Linked DNA regions of Homo sapiens: all the other regions are linked to region 4. A link is a loop called in an ENCODE intact Hi-C map of the cell type or tissue named here. Cell type or tissue: HCT116. All regions are shown on one strand. Region 1 has its middle 7.6 kb from the start of KRT36. Region 2 has its middle 8.5 kb from the start of KRTAP17-1. Region 3 has its middle 26 kb from the start of EIF1. Region 4 overlaps LOC105371777 (a long non-coding RNA gene). Region 5 overlaps KRT19 (keratin 19).

Region 1 (5,000 bases), 640 kb before region 4:
AGTCATCCTGGCCTCCTCTGTCCCTCACCCCCTTCACAATGCTTCCCGTGGACACTGCATTAGCCATAATGTCCTTCCTGGTCCTAACTATGGGCACGTGGCCACAGCCTCCTCACTGGCCTCCCTGCCTCCATGCTCCACACTCCAGCAGGGGTGATTACTGGAAACTGAGTCTTCTTCTCAGCTTAGAGACACCCCAATCGCTCCCTGCTGGTCACTGAGGAAAGCCTAGACACCTCGCCTGCCTCCAGGTCCTGGTGGTGCAGCTTCTTCTGGCCTCTCCCCAGCTCTGGCTCCTACACTAGCCTCCCTCACTCACCCCAAATTCCTGCCATCCCAAACTGCCCTTGAGGAAGCAGGCAGGTGGCTGGGCACCCTGGGGATTTTGTTCGGTGACAGACCTCTGTCTGACCCAACCTTCTTCTCTCCTCTCTCTCCACACTCCTGTCATCATTTTATTGGAGACTACCAGTTTTTTATTCAAAATTCAGACTGAGATGGATGCCCCCTCCTCTGCAGCACCTGGCTGGGGTGGGGCACACTTGGGTGTTCACATGTGTGTGCCCACCTGTCCTAGAACTGACAGTATCGCTGAAGTGTCACTGAAGTGACAGTGAGAAAGGCAGGGCTGTGCCTTCCTCAAAGCGGGCGGGGGGGGGGGGGTCTCTCATCCAATAGAGTGCAGGTGGGCTCTGTCAGTGCTGATGAAAGGCAGAGGTGAATGAACAAACTGGGGAAATGCCCCTCCAGTGCCATTTGATTTTCGTTAAGGGGCTTAAGGCAGAGGGTAGATGGAGTTCCGGCACCCTGGCCATCTGCCCCCTTCCTCTGGCACCATCTTCATATTCCCTCCCCTCCCCTCTGCTGCTCCCCTGTGTGGTCTCCCCCTTCCTTGTCTTCCTTCTCTTCCCCCACCTCAAGCCTGAGTATGGGCTGCACACAGTTGTCTTATTCACACAGTGGTTGCTCAGACATGCCTGGCCCAGCTTGCTAAACTAGCAGAAAGGTGTCTACCCTCCACCATTCCAAATCCCACCCCAGACCCCGCCACCCACTTGTTCCTACAGAACAAGGTGGGGCTCGGCTCAAGTTCACGTGCCTGGAACAGCACCAGAGGAGCTAAGGCATTAAAGAGAAACAGGACATGCCCTTGCTCCCGGCACCTTTTAACGTTTTTGGTAACCTATTTGGTCAGCAGCTATCTATTGAGTGACCACTGTGTACCAAGCACTGTGTGGGGTCCTGGAGAAAGAGAGGCAGATGAAAAGAAGGCTCTGTCTTCAAGGAGTCCACGGGTTAACAGGAAGGTAGGAGGAGACACCCACAGCAATGAACAGTCAACAGTCTTCACAACTCTGCTCAGGTTTCATCGTTTGCTCTGGGTCTTCTCTGGTCTTCCCCACCGATCCCAGCAAGACCCTGTGCTGTCAGCAATGACTGGAGTGCAATGTTTGTGGAGCCCAGAGCCACAGGGACCTGATCTGCATTTGTAATCCTGGGCAAGTTACTTAACCTTCCTGGCCTGACTTCCTCATCTGCTAAGTCTTCCTTCCTCATAGGTTAATTAAAGTCAAGTGCTCAGAACAGTCACTGGTGCATAGTAAGTGCTCAGTAAACAAGATACCTCTGGTCATGATCTTTCTCGTTCTCTTTTCTAAGCTATGCGTTCCTTCTGGGTAGGGCTGGTTTCATCGTCAGTCTCATCCTCATACCTAGAACGTTATAAGGGCTCAATAAATGTGTTGAATGGAGAAATGAGGGAATAAATAGATACAAGCTATGGGAAATGAAAGTGGTAAGTAAGTATTGTACAGAGAGCACAGGAGCCCCTACCCTAGACTGAGAGAGGGGCCTGGGGTCTCAATGCTGAGCTACCCTGGCTGCTCCAAGGCACCCTGGGGTCCAGATCCCAGGGCTTATGGGGCCCAGAGCAGCCCCTCTTCCTGAGACCCCGGGCATGGCTGTTTAGGGGCAGCCCCCTCATTCTCTGAGCTAGTTTTGCAAAACTTGGTGGGGGGTGAGGGTAGTTGCCCACAGGAGCAGTGAAATGAGCTGCACTCTAGGCCCAGTGGGGACTCTGGCCTGGGAGCCTTTCACCCAGACCCCAGCAAGGACACTGAGAAGCTGGGCCCCATCTGAGGACCTATGTGGCCCCATCAGGAATCCCGGGGAAGCTCAGAGGGCAGGCCGAGAGCAGGTGTTTCTGCCAAAGCTACCCCAGGAGCCTTCTTGAGTTGGGAGTAGCAGGTGGTCATCCCGGCTCTCTGGTCAGAAGGGTAGGAGAGGCAGTGGGTGGGGAATCCGCCTCATTCTCTCTGGGACTCAACTCTTTATCAGGTGTGGGGCGGCCATTCAAGTGAGGGCAGATTTATCAGGCCTGCTGGGTCAATGCTCCCCTTCCCAGGGTTGACCTAGGTGCCACGCCCATGCCAGTCTCACACCGCTGATTCCCAGTGCTGTGGCTATGAGGAAACAGCCCCTTTCCATTGGCACCTGGCTAATGTCCATGCCAATGATTGTGAATGAGGCCATGTCAGCACAAGAGATGCCGGAATGAAAGAGATAACGGAAAGGGGGACACAGTAGCGCATCCTTTACTCTCATCCTTTCTTTCATTTCATCTTTACAGCAATCCCATGAATTGGCACAGCTGTGCCCATTTTACACATGGAAAGACTGAGGTCTGGACGGGGTCAAAGACCTGCCCAGCGGGAGAGCTGGGACCTGTGGTTCCAATGTGCTTTCCAAGACTGGGGCTGGTCCTTTGCCAAGGGTCAAGCATTCGGCTCCAGGAATCTGGGGGAGAAGTGAGGCTCTCTCCCAGACCCCAAAGCCTAGGGGATGAAGGAATCAAGCCTGTGATGTTCCTGGGGTGTCTTGGCACCTCAGAGCCAGGTCGGGTTCTGGAGGGAGGAGGGCAGCGGGTGGCACACAGAGGTGGAGAGACGTGGCGCTGTTCTGTGACTCCTGGTGCTTCAGCCACTTCCTCCTCACCCCAAGCAATAGGCACCTCCCTCTCTTCCTGGCTCCACCCTGGGGAATGAGCCAGGCTGCTGCCCTCCTCAATGCGATGGCTGTCCTGCCCAGGCCCTGCAGGGGGCAGGCTCACCCCAGAAAGCAGATCAGTGCCTCAATGGCCACCTGCTGGGATACAGGGTGGAGTGGCTGGGCCCTAGACCCAGTCCTGGCCGGGCCTGGTCTCAACATAGGGCCCCGTCCGGTCCCCAGCTGGGCCCTTAACAAGCAGGGTGTGGCTGCAGGCACATTCCAGGCCTGAGACCCCCTTGGCGCCTGTTCCCCTCTGTGTTGGGTGATAGTTTTGAGGATCCACAGAAGACCCTTGACAGGCAGGGTGTGGCTGCAGGCACATTCCAGGCCTGAGACCCCCTTGGCGCCTGCTCCCCCTCTGTGTTGGGTGATAGCTTTGAGGATCCATAGAAGATCCTGAGTATGAGATGGGGTGTCTGGGCCTTCCTGGCAGGGGACTCTCACTGTCCCAGCCAAGGGAAGCTCTGGGGAAGATTAGGAAGCAAAGTCACAGCAGGAGGTGCAGGGCGATGGGTGTGATGGACTCTTCCAGATTTTTTTTCTTTTTTTTTTTGAGAAAGAGTCTTGCTCTGTCACCCAGGCTGGAGTGCAGGGGCATGATCTCTGCTCACTGCAACCTCTGCCTCCTGGGTTCAAGCAATTCTTCTGCCTCAGCCTCCCAAGTAGCTGGAATTACAGACATGCACAACCACACTCAGCTAATTTTTGTATTTTTAGTAGAGACAGGGTTTCACCATGTTGGCCAGGTTGGTCTCTAACTCCTGACCTCAGGTGATCCACCTGCCTCCGCCTCTCAGAGTGCTGGGATTACAGATGTGAGCCACTGCGCCTGGCCACTTCCAGCTTTTCTTATCCAGCTGTGGGGGCCCTTCCTTCCTCCCTGCCTGGGTCAGGGCATCTGAGGGGCGGCCCAGGGAACTGGCCTCTTTTGGATGGTGTCCCTGGGACTGTTGGTGGCTGGAGCAGAGCAGAATATGTGGGTTGTGTCCCTTTGAGCAGCTCCTCTGGGGGCTTCAAAAGAGCTGGGCACTCTTTACACCCTCCATCCTCCTGCAGAGTTTGAAAGAAAATAAGCAGGTGGCGGGTGCTGCTGAGACTTGCACAGGCACCTGTTGGGGGTGGGTATTTGGGGGACTTGGCCAAGAGCTGGTATCCCTTTTTATGAACAGTCATAATGACTGTGGCTTCTTTCATCCAAGGATCTCAGACCAGTTTGAAAGTAAAATCCACAGTGTCAGGCATGGTTAATTACAGCCCGGAGCCCGCAGTCTGGTTTGCAGACACGCTGTTGTTCGTAGGAAGAGAGTCAAATCAATTGCATGCCGGCCCCTGTAAATGCAGACTACAAGTCCAATCAAACAGGGTGTTTGGAAAATTCGCTTTATGGTTCAGCTAAGTGATACTTGAATCAAGGGGACGCTAGACACTGAGGTACCAGCTCTTTTCTCCCAGTGGGCCTGGCTGTGCATCTCCCACAATCACAGCTTCTTCAAGCACACCAAGGAGAGAAAGGACGCTCTGAAATGCTCCAACCATAAAAGTGGGGTGGGGGAGTTAGGGACTCGGTGAGTCTGAGCAGGAGACTGTGGACTCTTCCAGATGGGAGCTGGCAGCCAGTGCAGCTGTGCAGGGAGCGCTGGCCCCAGGGGAGAAGGTGGTGGGCCCTGAGATGTGGAAGGCCGAGCTTGGCCACAAGAGGACCAGAGAGGTATGGCTTAAGGCTGGAGTTAGGGTGGCTCTCTGGGCATCTGCCACGGCAAAAGCAGCTTGGAGCAGAACCTTGAAGTCCTGGGCAAGTGCAAAAACCACACCCCAGGGGGAGAGAAAATACTTTTGTATTTTGGGGGAGATGAGATTTCTAGAGTAACTCCGGGCCTGGTCAAGTGGGACTTTGAAGGCCCGATGAAGGTCAAGGCCTGATGGGGGCTCAGGAACAGGCCAGGAACAGCAGG
Region 2 (5,000 bases), 470 kb before region 4:
TACTCCTCTGAACCTTGAAGGCAGTGCGTGCCATTGGCATCAACACCTGTTCCTTTCTACCAAATACACCCTCCACAGGCTTAGGGTGAGCCCGAGAGAGATCTGTGGGGACACAGGTGTGGGAGGCCCTGGCTCGTCCAGGCTGGAGGCTGGTGGCTGGATCTGGGCCCACTGGGGCTTCAGTCCCCCAGAGTCAGTGACCCTCCCCATGAGGGTCATCTGACCCCTCCAGGAGGCTGGGTCTGGCTTCCCTGAGCCCTCCCAAGTTAGGTCCTGGGTCAGTCTATCCATGAGGCTGGGCCTGAGCCCTGGCCTCTGCTGGGGGATGACCCCTCTTGGGCAGAGGGCCTTGCTTGTGTGTCCTACAGGGACCTGCCTGAGCCTCCTGTGGGCTGGGGGTGAGCCAGACCCCTGGGCTGGGGAAGTAGAGCACTGCAGGGCAAGGAGGGTCCCTGAGCCACGGTCTCCCTGTGCCTCCTTATCCCATTGATCACCCTCTGTAGAAGCCAAGCTAATGAGGAACCTTGAGCACATAGCCCTTCCGTGTCCCGACAGGAGGAACAGAGGTGCTCAGGGCCCCCTAGCCTGCCCTAAAAACCTCCTTCTTCTAGGGCCCTCTGAAGACCCTTCCCCAAGTGCAGAGTACTGGGTGGTGTCCAGGGCTCCCCACAACACCTTCCCCCTTCCTGCATTCCCAGTGGACACACTGCCCTCAGCCCTGCTCTGCAGGAGCTGGGCCCCTGTCCCTGTGCCTCTGTCTCCTCCAGGGCAGGAAAGGAAACCCAACTCCCAGTACATGGAGAACCCCACGTCCCAGGTCAGGCCCTGGCTGGGACTCAGCCTCTCACCAGCCCCACGAGGGGCTCCAGCACCCCCGACTCCTCTGGCCCCATGGGATGCTGGGCCTCTAGGGAAGAGTCGAGGGGACCATAAACTCACCAAGTGCCTCATGGTCTTGGGGTGTGACGTGGGTACCACATGCTCCTGGTGGTCTTGGAGCCCCTGGACCCCTGTGCCATTTGGGCTGTGGAATCCTGAGAAGCCTCCAGCCCATCATGAAATCAGAGCCTGTTCCCAAGATGTGGAACTGTCGGCTGGAATTGCTGGGCAGCTGCAAAGGCCCATGAACACCGGGCCTCCCACCCTCCCACCTGGTGACCCCACCATGCGGCCTTGGCCCTGGGGAAGAGGGATGGGAACATCCTCTGGAGCCTGGCCGGAGGTGCTCCTGGAGGCCTCCTGGGCCCGGGTGCTAGGAAGGCAAGGCTGACTTTGAGGCCATGACAGAGGGCGGGAAGAACTGGGTGGGTGCTGGGTTTCGTGGTCGTCTCCTGGAAGTGGGGTCGGGCCAGGGTACATGGGAAGGGGAGATGCTGCCATCTGGGCTTCATCGACCCATCTGTGGGCACCAAGGGCAGCTGGAGCCTGGCCAGCAGGAGGGCAGGAGGACTCTCACGGAGGGGACAGTCAGTTGCACAGAATCAGAGCCAGAGGGTGTGGCTCCAGGCCACAGAGGGCAGCCACGGGGGGATAAGATGTCCTCTGTTGATGGAGATAAAAGGCGTCTCATTTGGGGCCTGGGGGTACCTGTGTAGCCCTGGGGGTATCCGTTCAGTCCTGGGCTTCTGTGGGGCCCTCAGCAGAGACATTCTAAAGGCTCCAGATAAGTTGGCGACACAGGAAGGTGCCTTCACTAAAAGTGGAGGTCACCTGGCCAGGGTGGCTGAGAAAAATCAGCCCGAGACGGGACAGGTGCCACCCAGGGTGGGTAGCCGGGCCCTGACAGGAGTCCCTCAGGGAGTGACCACATCACCCTGCTGAGGTTTAGGGATCCTGGCCTGAGACTTGCCTGGTGTACCCAGGGTGCATCCAGGGCCCATCCCACCCGACATTCCCAAGCCCTCACAGGGTCTGACCTCCCGGCATCCACCTGCCTCTCCCTGCACTCCAGCCACCCACCCTGCTTGTTCCCCAATTTCTGCCATCCTGTCAACCCAGAGATGGTGAATGTTTCCCCAGCCACCCTGGCCCTTCTTTGATCCTTGTCCTGTCAGAACCCCCGAGTGATACTCCCCAGATCTGTTCACATGCCTGCCTTGTCTGCTCTCTCATTGGGCTGCCGATGGCTGCTGGGGAGATGCCAAGGGTGACATGGGTGACCGAGGACCCCACAGATGGCCAGGATGGCTTCCCTGCCCCACCTCCAGCCTCACCTGGCTCTTGGAGCCCTTGGCTGTCAGCCCTCAGCCTCCTCCCAGACACTGCAGCAGCTGGGATTGGGGCGCCTGACTGTCCTCTCCCACTGTCCCGCCTGCCTTAAGTCAGTCTCCCCCATCACTTTCTGCACACCGTGCTGTCCAAGCCAACTGGAAGCAGAGTCTCTGGAAAGCCACGCAGAGCCTTGGGGACTGACCGGCTCCCTCTGCTGGGACTCTGCTGACGAGTCCCAGGTGAGTTGGTGTTTTTGGCTCCACCCCTTCTGTCATCCTCACCAGACCATCGGCTCCTTTGGGGTGCATTTCAGAAGTGGCACAGCCCATAAGCTCACTCCCACCCCACCTTCCCTGGGATCCTCTGTTTCTCTATCCTATGACCCCCGAGGGATCAGCTCCAGGCTGGGCTCCTACCTGGCCCCAGATTCCTTCCCAGCACCAGATCCAGGGCCTTTAGCCACAAGCTCTGCTGCTTCCCTGGTCTCACCGTGAGACGCCCAGAACATGGCCCTACCCATCTTCTCCCCCATTCCCCCAGGGCCACAGCCCTCATTCTCCCCATGCCCTTCCCCATGGGGAATGGGGAAGAAGACAGGCAGGTGGGCCCTCAGAGATCTGCCGGACAACTGCCCCCAGGCTGGGCCAAGCATCCCCTCACCCTGTGGCCACAACCCTTGGATCTCAGAAAGTGGACAGGGCCAGACCCTCAGGCTGCCCCCCTCCTCTTGTGCTAACTTGGAGACAGAACTGCTGAGAGCCCAGGGGCCTGACCTAGCCCTCTCTCCATTCCCACCCGCTCCCTAGATGAACCACGCTCCCTAGATGGGCCACGCACCTCTGGCCTAACAACGACCATGGGCTGGACCTGCAGGGGTGCCAGGGAGGAGTTCTGGCCCTGAAAAGGAGGTTGGCTGGAGCCAGGTAGACACATCTTGCCTCAGAAAGGCCTTTCTAAGGGCAAAACCCATCCCTGAGCTGAGATTGGTGCTTTAAGGGATGAGGACTCACTGCAGAATCCCAAGGCGATCAGTGCCTTTGTAGATGTCAGCATAGTGAGGCCCCATGTCCGCTGGCAGCCCAGCTGGGCATCCCTGCAACTCAGAGGGAGCCAGGGTGAGGGGTCCAAGATAAAGGGTGCATGTGTTGCTTCTCTGGCCAGATCCGGCTGCCCTACTCATGTGTGCAGCCAGTTCCTCATCACTCTCACTCCTGGGTCCCAGGGCCAGCATCAGAGCCTCTGTGGGTGCTCCCTAACTTCAGCCCTCCCCACCCAGCATGGTGGAGTGGAGAGGCAAAAAGTTGAGGGTTGAAGGCAGAGGACAGAGGGCAGTGAATGGTTAACGCCTGAGCCACAGCTGAGCCTTCCTCTACCCAGGACCCTCTGCTGGCTCTCCATCTCCTCTGAGTGACAGCTAGAGCCTTGCAACGGCCTCAGGTCATTGAACCTGGGCCTTCTTCTTCCCCTGAGCTGTCTGCCGCTCTCCCCTGCTCACACCAGACCAGACCAGATGCAGACTTCCCCTCTGGGCCTCAAGCATGCCAATCACGCTCCTGCCTCAGGGCCTTTGCAATTTTCTGTGGTTCTCTCAGAAAGCCAGACATAGAGGAGGGAAGATGGGCTTCAGAAACAGACAGATCTGGGTTCAAATCCAAGCTCTGCATTGTCTGGGTAAAGTAATTGATCACCATGAGCTCCAGTTTCTTCATGCACAAAATAAGGATATTAATACTTGTGTTGAGCTATCTTGAGCATTAACCAAGAAAACACGTATAAAGTGCTCACAGCAGGGCCTGGCATGAGGGAGGGACTGATAATGTGTCTCCTTTGCTAAGAGATCGTTAATTGGATGCATGGTTTAAATTAGTTCCATGTAAATATAATAAGCTTCTCTCATCAAACCAAATTTTTGTTGAGTTGCTTCTGGTGAATCTAGTGTCAGAGCCTGTCTTGTGAGTGCTTCTAAAGGAAACACTAGAAGCTGCTTGTGTAATATCATGAGATGAACACTAGAGGCTGCCAGAACAGACGACATGATTGCGTTTTTGATCTCTACATTCTGTTCTTTCTTGTACAGAAACTATTTTTTTTATTTATTAGAGACAGGGTCTCGCTCCATTGCCCAGGCTGGAGTGTAGTGGCTTGATCATGGCTCCTTGAGCTCAGTCACTGCAGCCTTGAGCTCTTAGGCTCAAGCCATCCTCCTGCCTCAGCCTTCTGAGTAGCTGGGACTACAGGCATGCACCACCACACCCAGCAAATTTTTTATTTTTTAATTTTTTGTAGAGGCAGGATCTTGTCAGCAAACTTCATTTAATAGGCAGTCAAGTTCCCCAATTAGGAAAACTAGGATTTTTTTTTTTTTTTGTAAAGCAGTATCTGCCACACACCAAAGTAAATTCCTGATGGATAGCAGCATTAAGTATAAAAAATACAACCATAAAATAGATGAAAATAAAGCAAATAGTTGTCTGATTTGGGGATGGAGGAGAACTTTTGAAACAAAACACTAGGAAAAAAAGATTTCCCTACATAGAAAGAAATTTCTGTGCGTAAAAATATAGACACAACTAAAAGAAAGTGATACACCCTGGGACAAATTTTGCAACATGTGTGAGTGACACAACGAAAAGTTAATATACCTGGCATAATAAAATAAGTTCATATAAGTAAGGTGGGAAAGATGGGTAGCTAATTAGAATGAGCAGATAATTTCTAAAAAGGAAATAACAGTGGCCTATAAAAATATGCAATGATAATTACTAAGTACAAATAAATACTATAATGAG
Region 3 (5,000 bases), 810 kb before region 4:
AAGGGCAGCAGGGAGTCCAGGTGGGAGCAGTTGGGACGGGGATGGAGCAGACAGTCTGGTGGGAGAGTGAGGGGTGGGGGGGACAGTGGGGAGAGGGTGGCAAAGACTGCTTGAGCCTCTGAGCCTCAGTTAACTCAGAGGAGGTTGGCATAACACAGAGGGCAGTAAGGACAGGGACAATGGGAAAAAAAAAATAAAGTGAAGACCATCTTGGTTCCATTATGAGGAGTAGAGTGCCTGGATCAAGGAGGTGATGATGGTTCCATGTGTCCTGGGTAGGTCAGAGAGCAGGACCTGAGAGCATTAGAACTGGTGGCAGCCTTTCAGGCCATCTTATCTGATTCCTTTCTTTTATATATAGGGAAACTGAGGCTCAGAGAAGGGAAGGAAAGGCTACTCCCCCCAGAACAGAGTTCAGCTCTTAATAGCACTTTTTTTTTTTTTTTTGAGATAGCATCTTGCTCTGTTGCCCTGGCTGGATTGCAGTGGCTCAGTCATGGTTCACTGCAGCCTTGACCTCCTGGGCTCAAGTGATCCTCCTGCATCAGCCTCCTGAGTAGCTGAGCCTACAGATGCATGCCACCATGACCGGCTAATTTTTAATTTTTTTGTAAAGGTGGGCGGTGGGGGCGGTCTCCCTATGTTGCCCAGGCTGGTCTCAAACTCCTAGGCTCTAGCGATCCTACAGCCTCAGTCTCCCAAAGTGCCAGGATTACAGGCTCAAGCTGCCGTGCCCCATCCTGGTGGCACATTTTAAAATGCAGAACACTGACTGATAGGATCTTTTCTGGAAAAGGTCAGCTGGGGATAAACCATGTCATTGTCACCACCTCTGTTATCACCACTGAGTACCTAATGTGTACTAAGCACTTCCCAACACTATCCCTCTTACATGTGCAGCCCTGAAGTCAGAGGAGAAAATGGAAGTTCAGAGAGGTTAAGTAAGAGACAGACAACACAGCCGGTAAGGGCTTGAGCTGGGATTCACATCCAGCGTGCCCTCCTGCCTACCCTGTGTGAGGGCCTCTGCCAGGGAACAGCCAGTGAGGCTGTTATAGGGTGAGGGGCTGTGCTGGGGGCAGGGAAGCACCTCCATCTGTGTGTATGCCTCAGGAGCCTGTGGGCAGGGGAGGCATCAATTTCATCTCAGAATGAACTTTCCAGCTAGCAGAGCTGCCCAGTCATACAGTGGGCTCTACTAAGGAGCAGAATGTGCTCTGTCTCCTCCCAGGACAGGCAGTGGCCCCCTGTTGCCCCAGAGCATGAGCAGATGCCTTAACTTTGCAGATCCACCCAGCATTGGAGGCTCTGTCTGGCTCAGCCCCCTTCTCTCTCCAGCTCTGCCTCACCTCCTCTCTCCATCAACCTCTGCATTCCTGCCGGTCAGTCCTTCTTCCAGCCACTTTCTGGATACACTCCTCAGCTCTGGAACTTTGCACATGTGGTTCTTCCACCCTGTCGGCTAGACGACCCATTCTCAGGCCACTGTAAGCCTTCCATGACACTCAACAAGGTCAAGTCGCTGCCCATATGTGATGCTCAAGTGGCTTCTCTGCCCCTCCAAATATGCCTCATCACACCTTGTGAATGATTTGTTAGTCACTTCCATGAGGGCGGACTGCTTTGCATGTTCTCAGGTGTTTCTCCAGCACCTGGCACCGCACATTGTGTAGTGCTCAAGAAGAGTTTGCTGAAAGAATGAATAACGAATGAAGTTAAGAAAGAATGATGAAGTACTCAAGGCCAAATGCACGGGGGAAGGGACTTAAGTCAGCTGACCTTCACATCCCCTCCATCATCTTTTGGCCATAGTTCATGGTCTTTGATCAATTCCCCAGGGGTTAGAGATTCACAGCCACAGTTAGTAAACATTTAAGCTCTGTCAGGTGTTTTCTCACCGATGGAATAATAAGCAAGGGCTGGGCGTGGTGGCTCACGCCTGTAATCCCACCACTTTGGGAGGCCTAGGCGGGCGGATCATCTGAGGTCAGGAGTTTGAAACCAGCCTTGTCAACATAGCAAACCCCGTCTCTACTAAAAACACAAAAATTACCCAGCGTCGTGGGTGCCTGTAATCCTGGCTACTCTGGAGGCTGAGACAGGAGAATAGCTTGAACCCGGGAGGCGGAGGTTGCAGTGAGCCGAGATCGTGCCACTGCACTCCAGCCTGGGCAACAGAGCAAGACTCTGTCTCAAAAAAAAAAAAAAAGAAAAAGCAGGGACGAAGTGAAACTTTTTCAGTGGATACTAGCTTGGAGGCGTCAAGCCCTGCCTGGAATACTTTGCGCGCTGGTCGTTGCCACACCTGGCTGGACCAGCAGGGCCTCTCTTGGAACCCACGAGAGCTTTTGCTCACCGGATCTGGGCTCCCAGCTGCGCTTCCAGAAATGGCCACCAGGTGGTGGCAGAAGCTAAGAGTCCGGCCTTAGGGCGCGCCGGCCAGCCCCGGACCACCGGCAGGGGGCGCTGCTGCTCCGCCAGGTGAGCGGGTGCAGCAGAGGTGGGCCAGGAGTACCTGCTGGGCTAAGGGGCGCTGGGTCTGTCCCACCAGGAGTGGGTGGAGGAGGAGGTCCTAACAGCAGCAGGGAAGGAAGGCTGGGTGGCCCCTTTACTCTTCTTTGTACAGTGGGGACTTGACCCCTACTTCATGGGATTTATAGAAAAACTGAAGGTCTGTAAGGCCTCTATCGCAGCCACTCAACGCTGCCCTTGTGGTGTGGGACAACCCGTGGGTGCGTGGGGGTGGCTGTTCAGATGTCACAAAACGCAGCTGTCCCTCGGGTTCCATGGGGCTTTGGTTCCAGGACCTTCTACTTAATACTAAAATTTGCAGGTGCTGAAGTCACTGCTATAAAATGGAGTAATATTTGCATATAACCTACGCACACCCTCTGTATACTTTAAATTATCTCCGGATTACTCAGAAGACCTAATACGATGTAAATGCTGTATAGATAATTTTTTTTTTTTGAGACGGAGTCTTGCTCTGTCGCCCTGGCTGGAGTGCAGTGGTGCGATCTTGGCTCACTGCAACCTCCGCCTCCCAGGTTCAAGTGATTCTCCTGCCTCAGCCTCTGGAGTAGCTAGGACTACAGGCACACACCACCATGCCTGGCTAATTTTTGTATTTTTAGTAGAGACGGTGTTTCACCATGTTAGCCAGGATTGTCTTGATCTCTTGACCTAGTGATCCGCCTGCCTTGGCCTCCCAAAGTGCTGGGATTACAGGTGTGAGCCACGTGCCCAGCCGCCATAATTGTTATACTATATTGTTTAGGGAATAACCACAAAAAAAAGTCTGAACATGTTTAGTACAGAAACAATTTTGATTTTTGGAATATTGTCCATCTGTGGTTAGTTGAATCCATGGATATGGAGGATCGACTGTATTGTTCTTCTTCCTTTCTTTATTTTATTTACTTATTTTTTTGAGACGGAGTTTCGCTCTTGTTGCCCAGGCTGGAGTGCAATGGCACGATCTCTGTTCACCGCAACCTTCACCTCCTGGGTTCAAGCGATTCTCCTGCCTCAGCCCCCAAGTAGCTGGGATTACAGACATGCGCCACCACGCCCGGCTAATTTTGTATTTTTAGTAGAGATGAGGTTTCACCATTTTGGTCAGGCTGGTCTTGAATTCCTGACCTCAAGTGATCCACCCACCTTGGCCTCCCAAAGTGCTGGGATTACAGGCATAAGCCACCATGCCTGGCTGTCTTCTTCCTTTATTTTATTTATTTTAGAGACAAGATCCTATTCTATTACCCAGGCTGGAGTGCAGTGGCACGATCATAGCTCACTGCACCTTCAAATTCCCGGGGCTCAAATGATCCTCCCACTTCAGTCTCCACAGTAGGTGGGACTACAGACACACACCACCATGCCTGGCTAATTAAACATTTTCTTGTTGTTGGGTCTTGCTTTCTTGCCTAGGCAGGTCTCAAACTCCTGGCTTCAAGTGATCCTCCCGCCTTGGCCTCTCAAGGTGTTGAGATTACAGGCACAAGCCACTGCACCCAGCCTGTTCTTTTGATTTTTAAAAGAACTACCTAAAAATGTGAAAATCATTCTTAGCTCTTGGGGCCACACAAGACAGACAGGCGGGCTCTGACTAGGTAAAGTCTCACACCAGTGCCTGACTGCTAATAGGTGCCCAATTCATGGCAGGTGTTGCCAGCCCACCCAGGAGCTCACAGCCAGGCTCCATGGCTCCACCCTCCTGCCACCCCTGGAGTGGGGGTGGGGGGTGGGGGGTGGGACTCTGTCCTTCCGACTGTGGCCCCTGGCTGTCTTCCACTTTGTAGAAAGCACTCAGTGAAGGTTAGCTGTCATCTGTCCTCCCTGGCTGCATGTCCACACCTGCAGGCCTCTGCTCTTGCAGTCCCTCCTCCTGGTGAATCCCCTGTCCTTGACATCTTCCAAGAGACCACCACCATAATCAAGACAGAGAACATTCCCTTCACCCCAAACACGTCCCTTGTGCCTCTTCCCAGTCGACCCTGACTTAAAAATAATCTCCCGATTACCAAGTGCTTGCAGGGTGTCAGGTGCCACAGGGGCCCTAGGCCAGTTGGTCTCACTGAAGCCTCTGGGACCTGGTGACGTGGGGGCAGTTGTTACAGGGGGTACCTTAGGGCTGAGGGCTCTGAGGCTGGGGGATGGGAAGCAACACGGCCACGATGGGCAGGAGGCAGAGCTGGGACCTGAATCCAGGCACATCTCTTAGCCACTCTCCTGCCCTGCCTGTCCCCCAGCCCTTCGTGTTCCTAGGGCCATGTTTCTCACACCTCCTTTACTCCTGGCTAATCTGGGTGTGGCCTGGGACCCGCAGCCTTGGCGTCCGCTGGGAGCTGGTGGGAAATGCAGAGTGTTGGGCCAGATCCCACACTACTGAGTCAGCACCTGCTGTTCTGAGGCTTGGAAGCTCTGTCCTGAGGCAGGCTCTTCCTGGGAATTGGTGGCCGTGTCTGCATCCCCTCCCCTTCCCTGCTCACTGTGAGCTC
Region 4 (5,000 bases):
CCAGGGTGGGGTCCCCACTGGGGCAGGTCAGACCCACAAGTCAGTAACAAAAATCATGTTCTGCATTAGGGAAAAAGGCAGCCAAAGTCTCAGCCTGAGTAGATGGTGGTTCAACATGGGTTGCCAAATTCAAAACCCTAAAAGGAAAATGGGCAAAATTCAATGATTAAGAGCCTGGCCTCTAACATCACACTGGGTTCAATTTCCGGCTCTGCTACTTAATAACAAGTAATTTAACCTCTGTGTTCCTCAGTTTCTTAAAGTGGAAATGATAGCAATGACTGCACCTGCTTCATGGCACGGGTTTTGTGAAGATGAAATGAGGTCGTGTACCTAAAGCACTAGGAACCTGGAAACTATTGGCACCTAGAAAGTACTCAATATTTGTGTCTTATTATTATTTACTGTATGAAACCAAAGTGGGATGAAGAAACAAGGAGACATGGTGAATAAGGAGTGTCAAAGAAGCAGAAGGGAGAGGGAGGAGTTGTGTTAGACAAGAGGAATTCCAGAGCTGAGTCCAAAGGCCAATGGCTAGTCAGCCAACTTAAGCTGATTTGCTTCAGTATGCAGCTTTTCCTTTTAATATCATTTATATGGCCAGATGCAGTGGCTCACGTCTGTAATCCCAGCACTTTGGGAGGCCAATATGGGCAGATTGCTTGGGCCCAGGAATTCAAGACCAGCCTGGACAACATGGTAAAACTCTGTCTCTACAAAAAAAATTTAAAAAATAAAAAAAAATTAGTCGGGTGTGGGGGTGCACACCTGTAGTCCCAGCTACTTGGGAGGCTGAGGTGGAAGGATTACCTGAGCCTGGGAAGGTCAAGAATGCAGTGAGCTGTTATCGTGCCACTGCACTCCAGCCTGGGCAACAGAGTAAGACCCTGTCTCAAAAAAAAGAAAAGAAAAAAATATTTTTAATGGTTTCAGATCCTCCACTCATCTCACTTTATTATACGCTCAGCTCTCTTTGTCTAGCCTTCACCTTCCAGCACACATCCTAGGGTAACCTTTACCTTTCAGACTCAAAAGGATTTTATCAAGGCCTCTGAACAAGGTCCACAGCCCCCAAGTAATAAATAAAGGATTCTACTTCCCTGGTGCTCAAAAGTGTCTGCAAATAGTTACTGCTTTAAATAACATCTGTTTTCCTTACAACTACATAAGAATGGTGTGAGACTCAAAGGGGAAAGGATTTTGCACAAGTATAAATGCAAGGGTCATTTATTAGCTAGTACCATAGTTTCTCAGCATTCCCTTCTCTTGGAAATTTTTTACCACAAAGCTCCCAGAGCCATCACTCTGTAGGCAGCTTTTTCTCAGACTTCTGTGACTGAATGTTGGCTCAATCCTCTTGTCTTTTCTCTATACTCCCTCCCCAGGTAACCTCATCTGATCCCTCCCCAGCCTCTCCTCCCTGATCTTATCCCATGGGTTTTGTTTGTTTGTTTGAGAGGGAGTCTCGCTCTGTTGCCCAGGCTGGAGTACAATGGTGTAATCTTGGCTCACTGCAACCTCCACCTCCCAGGTTCAAGCGATTCTTCTGCCTCAGCCTCCTGAGTAGCTGGGGCTATAGGCATACACCACCACGCCCAGCTAATTTTTGTAATTTTGGTAGAGACAGGGTTTTGCCATGTTGGCCAGGATGGTCTCCATCTCTTGACCTCATGATCTGCCCGCCTCGGCCTCCCAAAGTGCTGGGATTACAGGTGTGAGCCACCGCACCCAGCCAATCCCATGGTTTTAAATAGCACCCACATATTGGTGACTTGTGGCAGCCTCCAGGTTGGTGCCAGTGATCCCTGCCTCCTGGTCTTCATTCCCTTGTGTAGTTCCTTCTCACAATGAACGAGGAGCAGATTTATTGAAGAAGTGACAGTATATGACCTCCAAAGATAGATCACAAAGGCCTTTCAGTTCTTCCTTGGTCTCCTGGACTATATGCTCTTGGGGAAGTCAGCTACCGGCAGGGTTATATCGTGGGGGAAAAAACTATCTGAAAAAAATTCGTGATTTCACAAAATTTCCCATTGAAGTTCCAATGGCTAGGATTTCATGGCACAGCCAGCAAGACCCAAATAATAGTCCTTTTCTGATACTATCTTGGCCAAAATATCCTATAAGTCTTCACTTGGCAAAGGAAGCATTACATTTCTTATTATGTAACTTCACTTTGCCCTGTTCTCACTGACAAGAAATGCAACTAGCACAGCATCTATCAGTCCCTTCGGGCGGCTAGAACAAAATACCTCGGACCGCGTGGCTTAAAAATGAGAGAAACTTATTTCTCACAGTTCTGGAGGCAGCTTCACTGTCTGATAAGGACCCGCTTTCTGGATCATACACAGCTTCTCGATATATCCTCACATGGCAGAAGGGACAAAGCAATGCCCCAGGGCCTCATTTATAAGGACAATAATCCCCTTCGCCAGGGCTCCACCCTCATGACCTAATCCACTCTCGAAAACCCCACCTCCTAATACTGGGTCATTGGTGATTAGGTCTCAACATACAAATATGGGGGGACAAAAACTTTCAGACCATAGCAGCATCCTTATCATGAGAGTCTATCCCTCATTCACTAGGCCACAAGCCCTAATTCAACACAGATGTGAGAGGTCCCTTTGGACTCGGCAAGTAATGAATTGCAGAAGTGGAAGGTCTGTCTTTAAAGAAAAGAACTCCTAAGAAAAAAAAACTGAATAAAGAATCCTATAGCAAAAGACAAGTACATTGTTTATGATTATCCTAAAATCTAAAATTTTACAAATTTAAATTTTTACTTTGATATGCATATGTTGTGTGTAAAAGCTAGTGGAAGGTCTGGAAAATACTGTATATATACTGAACTGTTATAGTAGTTATCTCTTGGGGATTAGCAAGGGGTTTGAAGAATACCTTTATTAAAATGTTTAACAAACAGCATATATGACTCTGATAATCAGAAAAAAAAATAAATGTTATTCTCCCAAACAAATGGCTTTGCAAATGGGTCACAGCAGGAAGGAACCACCTAGAAAAACAACCACGTAGAAAAACAAAGCCAAAGCTTTATTTCTTTAGGCTTTGTAAGAGTGCCATCTTCTGGAGTCTCAAGAAATGAACTTTAAAATAAACTAACCTGGCTGGGCGCGGTGGCTCATGCCTGTAATCCCAGCACTTTGGGAGGCCAAGGCAGGTGGGTCACTTGAGGTCAGGAGTTCGAGACCAGCCTGGCTAACATGGCGAAACCCTATCTCTACTAAAAATACAAAAATTAGCCAGGAGTGGTGGCGTGCGCCTGTAGTCCCAGCTACTAGGGAGGCTGAGGCAGGAGAATAGCTTGAACCCAGGAGGCGGAGGTTGCAGTGAGCCAAGATCACACCACTGCACTCCAGCCTGGGCAACAGAGCAAGATTCCGTCTCAAAAAATAAAATAAAATAAAATAAAAATAAGCTAAGCCTGTGTGTTCAAGCCACTTGAGATGTATTGATACTAGAAGGTTTATCTTTTAAAACAAGAAAGAAGAAAAAAAGCAAACCTTTTACAACGATCAACTTAGCAAATTAAAATTGTCTTATTTAACTAATAATTAGTTTCCAAAAAGTTCACCAGTAAGGAGGCAGTTCTACAAGGCATAAAGTGAAAAAGAAAGTTAGCAATTATTTAGAGTTAAGAAAACCAGCCAATCAATAACTACTCAGGCTTTAAAAACATACTCAAATATCAAATGAAAATGAAATTCTTAATCATATAGCTGAGTAAATGATTTTTTTATGGGGTAGTAAATGTTTCTTAAATCTTGGAACTGAATCCAAGATTGTGCTGAGCTAAAGAAACCAGACACAAAAGAATACATACTGTATGATTCCATTTATATGAAACTTTCAGAAAGATAAAATCTCATCTATAGTGACAGAAATAAGCTCAGTGGTCACCTGAGCTGAAAGGTGTGGGAGGAGTGAGAATTAACTGGTTAACCTGGAAGGGGCACCTGAGAACCTTTGGGACCGATGGAAGTGTTCCGTATCTTGACTGTGGTGATGGGTCCATTTAGCAAGGCTCTTCAAACTGCACATTTAAAACGAATATATTTCATTGTAAGTAAATATTAACTCAATAGTCAATTTTAAAATAATAATTGAATATTCTTTCTTCAGATGATACTGTCCACAGGCGCAGAGAGGCCATGTAGGATCGTCAAAGGTGTCCTAGGGCAAGCTGGCTCTTAATCACTGATCAGTAAATATTCAGGAATTTTCCAAGCTGGCTATTAAACCATGGGCAGCTTGAAATTGGCCATGATGGGAGTATTTACACAAATGGAACTTGGGCTTTTAAAATGTATTTCCCAGAAAACTGTTTTACACCAGTACACCACTGAGCATAGAGGTTAAAAGCACAGTTCAAAGGCCTGAGTTTGGGTCCCAGCTCTGGCACTTTCTAATGGTTTTACTTACCTCTCTGTTCCATAGTTCTCTGTTCCCTAAAATCAAGGCAAAAAAGGATACCTGCTTCACGCCCTATTATGAGAATTCTATGGGTCAATTCACACTTGGCATATAGTAAGCACTAAATATTACCTGCTATTATTATGCAAAGAAAAAAAGTCTCTCTACAACTAAAGAAATGAACTGGTTTACATATTTCCCCCAGACATATTTATTCTTTTTCTTCCCTTCATGCACAATCCTAAATTATTCCACTTTTGTAAAAAAAAAAAGTGCACTTTTCTCACCCAACATATGGGGAGGGGGGAATAATATTTATCTTCCCTCTATCACAAGTTGTGAGCATCAAATAAGCCAACTTCTGTGAAGGAGCTTAACAAGCCATAAAGCACTTTGAAACTATAAGATGTGCTTTCTTCAGAGATGGGGTCGCTCTCTGTCACCCAGGCTGTAGTGCAATGGTGTGCTCATAGCTCACTGCAGCCTCAAATTCCTGGGCTCAAGTGATCCTCCCACCTCAGACTACTGCCATTTTAGTCAAATGTCAGATGCCTGATGAAAGGTGC
Region 5 (5,000 bases), 660 kb before region 4:
GAGGAGGTGGGTTTGAAGCTGGGCCTTTCTTCCATCCTTCCCTAACCTCCCAGGGCTGAAGACTCTTTTATTCTGTATTCTCTGACCGTGGTAACACTTGGTGCACCCTCACCATGGCCCTGGGTGTGGGATCATGGATCCCAGGGTTCCAAGAGGAATCAGTGATGACCCAGTCTGTCCCCCAGTGCTAGTTACTAGGCCTGCACCTGAAAACTAAGCCCCTTTAGCCTGAAGGGTGGGGAAGTGACCTGGGCCAGGCCCAGTGGGGTCTGGGCCCTGACATGCCCATCTCTGCTGTATCTTTACAGGAAATCAGTACGCTGAGGGGCCAAGTGGGAGGCCAGGTCAGTGTGGAGGTGGATTCCGCTCCGGGCACCGATCTCGCCAAGATCCTGAGTGACATGCGAAGCCAATATGAGGTCATGGCCGAGCAGAACCGGAAGGATGCTGAAGCCTGGTTCACCAGCCGGGTAGGTAGAGGGAAGCAGGCACCCTTTGGGGGTTAGGAAGGGGAGGGCTTTGTGTTCCCTACGCGAAGGTCTGACTCAATGCTTATTCCCTCTTCTTCCTCTCTCTGCAGACTGAAGAATTGAACCGGGAGGTCGCTGGCCACACGGAGCAGCTCCAGATGAGCAGGTCCGAGGTTACTGACCTGCGGCGCACCCTTCAGGGTCTTGAGATTGAGCTGCAGTCACAGCTGAGCATGGTATGTGTCCCCCCACCGCCGCCGCTTCCCTGTGCAATTCACACTTATACCCTTGCAGCCTAGGGCAGCCTGGCCGGTGGCTGTGCCCATGCCCTCTCCGGGAACCAGGCTCTGCTGAGTCACAACCCCCTCTCCCTATCCTCAGAAAGCTGCCTTGGAAGACACACTGGCAGAAACGGAGGCGCGCTTTGGAGCCCAGCTGGCGCATATCCAGGCGCTGATCAGCGGTATTGAAGCCCAGCTGGGCGATGTGCGAGCTGATAGTGAGCGGCAGAATCAGGAGTACCAGCGGCTCATGGACATCAAGTCGCGGCTGGAGCAGGAGATTGCCACCTACCGCAGCCTGCTCGAGGGACAGGAAGATCACTACAACAATTTGTCTGCCTCCAAGGTCCTCTGAGGCAGCAGGCTCTGGGGCTTCTGCTGTCCTTTGGAGGGTGTCTTCTGGGTAGAGGGATGGGAAGGAAGGGACCCTTACCCCCGGCTCTTCTCCTGACCTGCCAATAAAAATTTATGGTCCAAGGGAGGAAGGACGTTTGGTTTATTATTTCAGCCCATGGAGAGAATAGGTCGTTCGGTTTGTTATTTGAGCCCATGGAGAGATGGGTCCTGCCTTGGCCCTGTTTAGGTTTTATTTGAACCAAAGTTCACTCTGTCCCAGGAAAGGGAGGGGAGGGTACTCACATACTTTGCCTGTAATGGTAATTCCTGTTTACAGAAGTCTTCATTTATTTAACCCGTTCCTTAAAATAACCTCATGAAATAAGCATTGCTTCCATTTTACAAAAGTAAACTAAGGCTCAGAGAGGTGAAGTGTTTTTTTCTATATGTAACTGCTCTAATGCATGGCAAAGGTGGGATTTGAAATTGTTTTTGCTTCTAGATTTAGTTTTCTTTCTACTCTACTCCCCAGGGCGTTGAGGTATCTGTGTGAAATTAATGTTTATTGAACACCTACTATGTGCCATTGAATTAAAAACAGCCCTAAAAGGTAGTATGAGCTGCATGTTATAGATCAGGAAATAGGCTCAGAGAGGTTCAGTAACTTGTCCAAGGCCACACAGCAACTACATGGTAGAGCCAGGACTAGAACCTAAGTTGCCTGATTCTTAGCCCATGGTGCCAGCCCCTGCCAGGTGGTCTCCTGGAGTTGACGCCACTTGTGCCGGTCTTGCTGACATTCCAGTCTTGTGCCCTATGAAGGCTCAGGCCGGGGATCCCTAGGGGCAGTTCCTCCCGACACATTTCTCCACCTCACTGAAACTGGGGGTTTGGGGCCAGGCATCCCGCTTGGAGCAAGGCTGGGGAGGCTGTACCTGTCAGTGTGTGTTGTGTGTGTGCATGCACTAACACATTCACCCATTTTTGGGGCAGCCCTGCATAAGCCCTTTAACGCCCACCAGCCCATACCTGGGCCCAGAGCCCAGAATGGGACCCAGCAGTGACCCAGACCTCCCACAGAGACCCCAACCCTGGCTTGCCTGGGGCCTGCCCTGGGCCAGCAAAAGAACGAAGTCCCAGCTTCCTGGTACAACTCTGCCCTTGGGTAGGTATGGCCCTGCTCCTGTGGTTTACATCTCAGCTGCCAAGAACTGAGGCCAATTCAAGGTAAGGAAGAGGCCCCAAAAGAAGTCCCACTTCTTCCTGGTGGAGAGGTGAGGGCTGCAGGCCCAACCCTATGAGTGATGGGGGCAAGTGAGGGACACTAGTTCCACGCCCGCATGCTGCCAAATGTACTCAGCACCCTGCTAAGGAGGCTGGAGACCCCATCACGGCCATGGCAATCCCGAAGGAGGAGCTGTTTCAAGGTTGGTTATGAACATGTAACCCCAGAGCCCCGCTGCTGTAGCCTGGACTGGGACCCCCTTCTGCCCCCTCCCTAGCTGTCCTGTTCTGGCCTCCAGCACCCACAAACCACCACCCCCAACTTAACTTCTCAGGAAGCCTTGGAGCTGGAGGGAGAGGCCTGGCTGCACCCCCAGCTGGGACTGCCCAGAGGCGCTTGTCCCTGCCCATGAAAGCCTCCCTTGTCACAGCTGAAACCTTCCCTCTGCCTCAGGGGCCCCTGGAATGTGGCTGCGGGGCGGGGTCTGGGCCCACACAGGTGGGGCAGGTGACTGTCAGGTCTCAGGCCTGAGTGTCAGGAATGAAGCCTGCCTTTGTGTGTGCACAGTGCAGGGTGGGGCTGGACTGGGGACACTTTTCTGTCTCAGCCTGGAGACCTGGGATAGGAGGGAGAGGGGAGTGGGGAAGTTGAGGGGAGTGCCTTTACATCCTGCTGGTCATCGTGGCCACTTCAGTCTGTTGAGCATTTCCTGTGAGTCATCTTGCTCCAACTGAGAGTCAGGCTGAGCTGGAGTTATTTCCATTTTCCTGATTGGTAGACTAAGGCTCAGAGAGAGGAGGCGGCATTACCCAAAGCCGCACAGCTGGTAAATGGGAAAAGAGGGGTTTAAAGGTAAGTCTCTGGGCTCCAGGACACACCCCCTCTCCCTGGCATTTCCCTGGGGAACAGGAGAGGTGTGGGAGGGTTCTAAGGTTGTTGGAGACTTCATTCTCCTTGTGCCCTCAAATGCTCACTATGGCCCTGAGGGGAGTCTGTGTTAATGGCCTAAGTTTAAATCAGGAACCAGGCTCAGAGAGGCTGAGTCTCTTTCCACTGGGCTGCACTGCCTCATTCTAAGGAGAAAAGGCCAGCTCCACAGATGGCCCCATCTGGCTGCAGTGGGCAAAGGTCAGAAACTGGCACAGCATCCTGGGCAGGCTGCCTGGGGCAGGGCCCGGGGCTACAGCCTGGGCTGGGGCCAGACAGAGCTTTATCTTCGCAAGGCCATCCCACCTGGTGCTAATGAGGAGGCTCCGGGCCCCACCCAGATCTGGAGCTCACAGTAGCGGTTTGGACTGAAACCAGGGATTTGTGCGTGGGGCAGTGAGGGGGGCAGCTGCCGCCCCTGGCCTGGGCCTGAGAGTATAGAGAAAGCCACCTCGAGGGGCTGCTGGAGGAGAGTCAGGTGCAGAAGGGGATCTGGCTGGGGTCCAGCCCTTCCTCACCCTGGGGTGAAAGGCGAGTAATTGTTCTTGAGTTAATTGCTGGGGCCACAATGTCTGCAGAGGCTTTTAATGAGCTCTGGATGATCTGAGTTTGATTATTTTTCTTTCGGAGGAAAAGACAATACCCTCCCACCCATGAGACAATACCACACTGTCTGTGCCCAGCATTGGAGGCCAGGCTCACTGCGAAGATGGATGAGAAGGAACCCACCCCCAGCCTTGCTGGCTGGCAGTTCCCCTTGCCAGCCCAGCTCAGATGCAGGAATTTGGGGTCTGCAGGAAGGACTCTTTCCCTGTGCCCTGTTTGGTTGAGGGTGTGAGGACCTGTTTGAGTCCTGGCTTTGCCCCTTACCAGTGGTGCCACCTGGCACAAGTTGCTTCACCTCTCCAAGTTTCAATTTCATTCTTTCTGAATCTTGGGTGGGGGTCACCCTCTGTTGTGAGGATGAGAGGAGGTGATGGATGCAAAAGTGCTTTGTAAATCACAAAGTGCAGGGTAGAAGTAAAGGATTATGCTATTATAGCAAAATAAGAACCTAAGAACAACCTGCGTTGCCCCATAGGAGCTGGCTATGGAAGGTCGATGCCGTTGAGCCTAAGAACATGCTCAGGCTCACAGGGCATGTTCTGATGCCCAACGACAAAGCCCCTCCTGGTGAGGGCACTCAGGCGCAGGTGCCGGTCATGCACCCTGGCCCCTGCATGTCTGGCACCTGGGTGGGGATCCAGGAGGGGGCAGGATGGGGGCTCTTGGGCCACAGGGCTTCCCTGGAAGTGAGAGTTGAGAGCGCCCCTTGCCACAGGGAAACAGAGACTTAAAAAGGTAAATGTCCACAGTCTTACCATGGTAATTGGTAGGGTCAGGATTTGAACCCAGGCCTCACAGTCTTACCATGATAATTGATAAAGCCAGGATTCAAACCCGGGCCTGAGGGACTCCAGAGCCCTGTCCACTTCACCATGCTGCAACCTGGGCTAGGAATCCTCCTCCTGAGTTTCTGTAAGCCCTGGGGCCAGGTCCAGAGGGCTGAGCCACACCTCCAAGTGGCACTGCCCACAGGTATCAGGTGTCCCTGGAAAGGTGTCCCTGAGCTGGTGGCAGAGAAAAGGGCTCTCCTGAGTGTTCAACTCCCCGTCTGTGTGAAGCAATGCCTTGGTCTTCAAGATCTCCGGTGTCTTCCAGCCTGCCTGCCAGTCTCCCTTCTCTTCCCTTCCACAGCATTCAGGCACATAGAGCCTTCTG

Evidence for each region. Peaks named below come from ENCODE experiments on the same cell type or tissue, not always from the same donor. Only the 100,000 strongest peaks of a DNase experiment are listed, where the experiment ranks them.
Region 1: a loop joins it to region 4, with 15 times the contacts of the local background. A loop is called at or near these places in 5 of 110 quality-filtered maps.
Region 2: it touches region 4 in a loop (10-fold over the local background); 16 of 110 quality-filtered maps call a loop at or near these places.
Region 3: it touches region 4 in a loop (8-fold over the local background); 44 of 110 quality-filtered maps call a loop at or near these places.
Region 5: a loop joins it to region 4, with 10 times the contacts of the local background. A loop is called at or near these places in 3 of 110 quality-filtered maps.

What each region holds. Positions count from the first base shown.
Region 1 is chr17:41,495,003-41,500,002 of GRCh38, reverse strand. No RefSeq gene overlaps it. Among named protein-coding and RNA genes, the nearest start is that of KRT36, 7.6 kb to the right of the region's middle. In HCT116, a CTCF peak has its summit at 3,104 (motif pointing right); a DNase peak (open chromatin) is centred at 3,042; H3K4me3 peaks cover 548 bases; H3K27ac peaks cover 2,103 bases.
Region 2 is chr17:41,321,732-41,326,731 of GRCh38, reverse strand. It overlaps the pseudogene TBC1D3P7. Among named protein-coding and RNA genes, the nearest start is that of KRTAP17-1, 8.5 kb to the right of the region's middle. In HCT116, CTCF peaks have their summits at 2,426 (motif pointing left) and 4,225; DNase peaks (open chromatin) are centred at 2,421 and 4,221; H3K27ac peaks cover 2,309 bases.
Region 3 is chr17:41,660,283-41,665,282 of GRCh38, reverse strand. No RefSeq gene overlaps it. Among named protein-coding and RNA genes, the nearest start is that of EIF1, 26 kb to the left of the region's middle. RefSeq lists enhancers at 1-90, 4,499-4,998. In HCT116, a CTCF peak has its summit at 2,431 (motif pointing right); a DNase peak (open chromatin) is centred at 2,422.
Region 4 is chr17:40,855,251-40,860,250 of GRCh38, reverse strand. The region is part of intron 1 of LOC105371777 (a long non-coding RNA gene); the gene reads right to left. Among named protein-coding and RNA genes, the nearest start is that of KRT12, 9.5 kb to the left of the region's middle. RefSeq lists an enhancer at 2,960-3,254. In HCT116, a CTCF peak has its summit at 3,049 (motif pointing left); a DNase peak (open chromatin) is centred at 3,110; H3K27ac peaks cover 717 bases.
Region 5 is chr17:41,519,849-41,524,848 of GRCh38, reverse strand. KRT19 (keratin 19) reads left to right here. Exons shown (of 6, transcript NM_002276.5): 3 at 1-6; 4 at 309-470; 5 at 581-706; 6 at 852-1,232. The coding sequence ends at 1,106. Among named protein-coding and RNA genes, the nearest start is that of KRT15, 3.5 kb to the right of the region's middle. RefSeq lists enhancers at 2,307-3,506, 4,620-5,000. In HCT116, no CTCF peak of the experiment used is centred here; DNase peaks (open chromatin) are centred at 868, 2,048, 2,178, 2,908 and 1 weaker place; H3K4me3 peaks cover 4,329 bases; H3K27ac peaks cover 5,000 bases.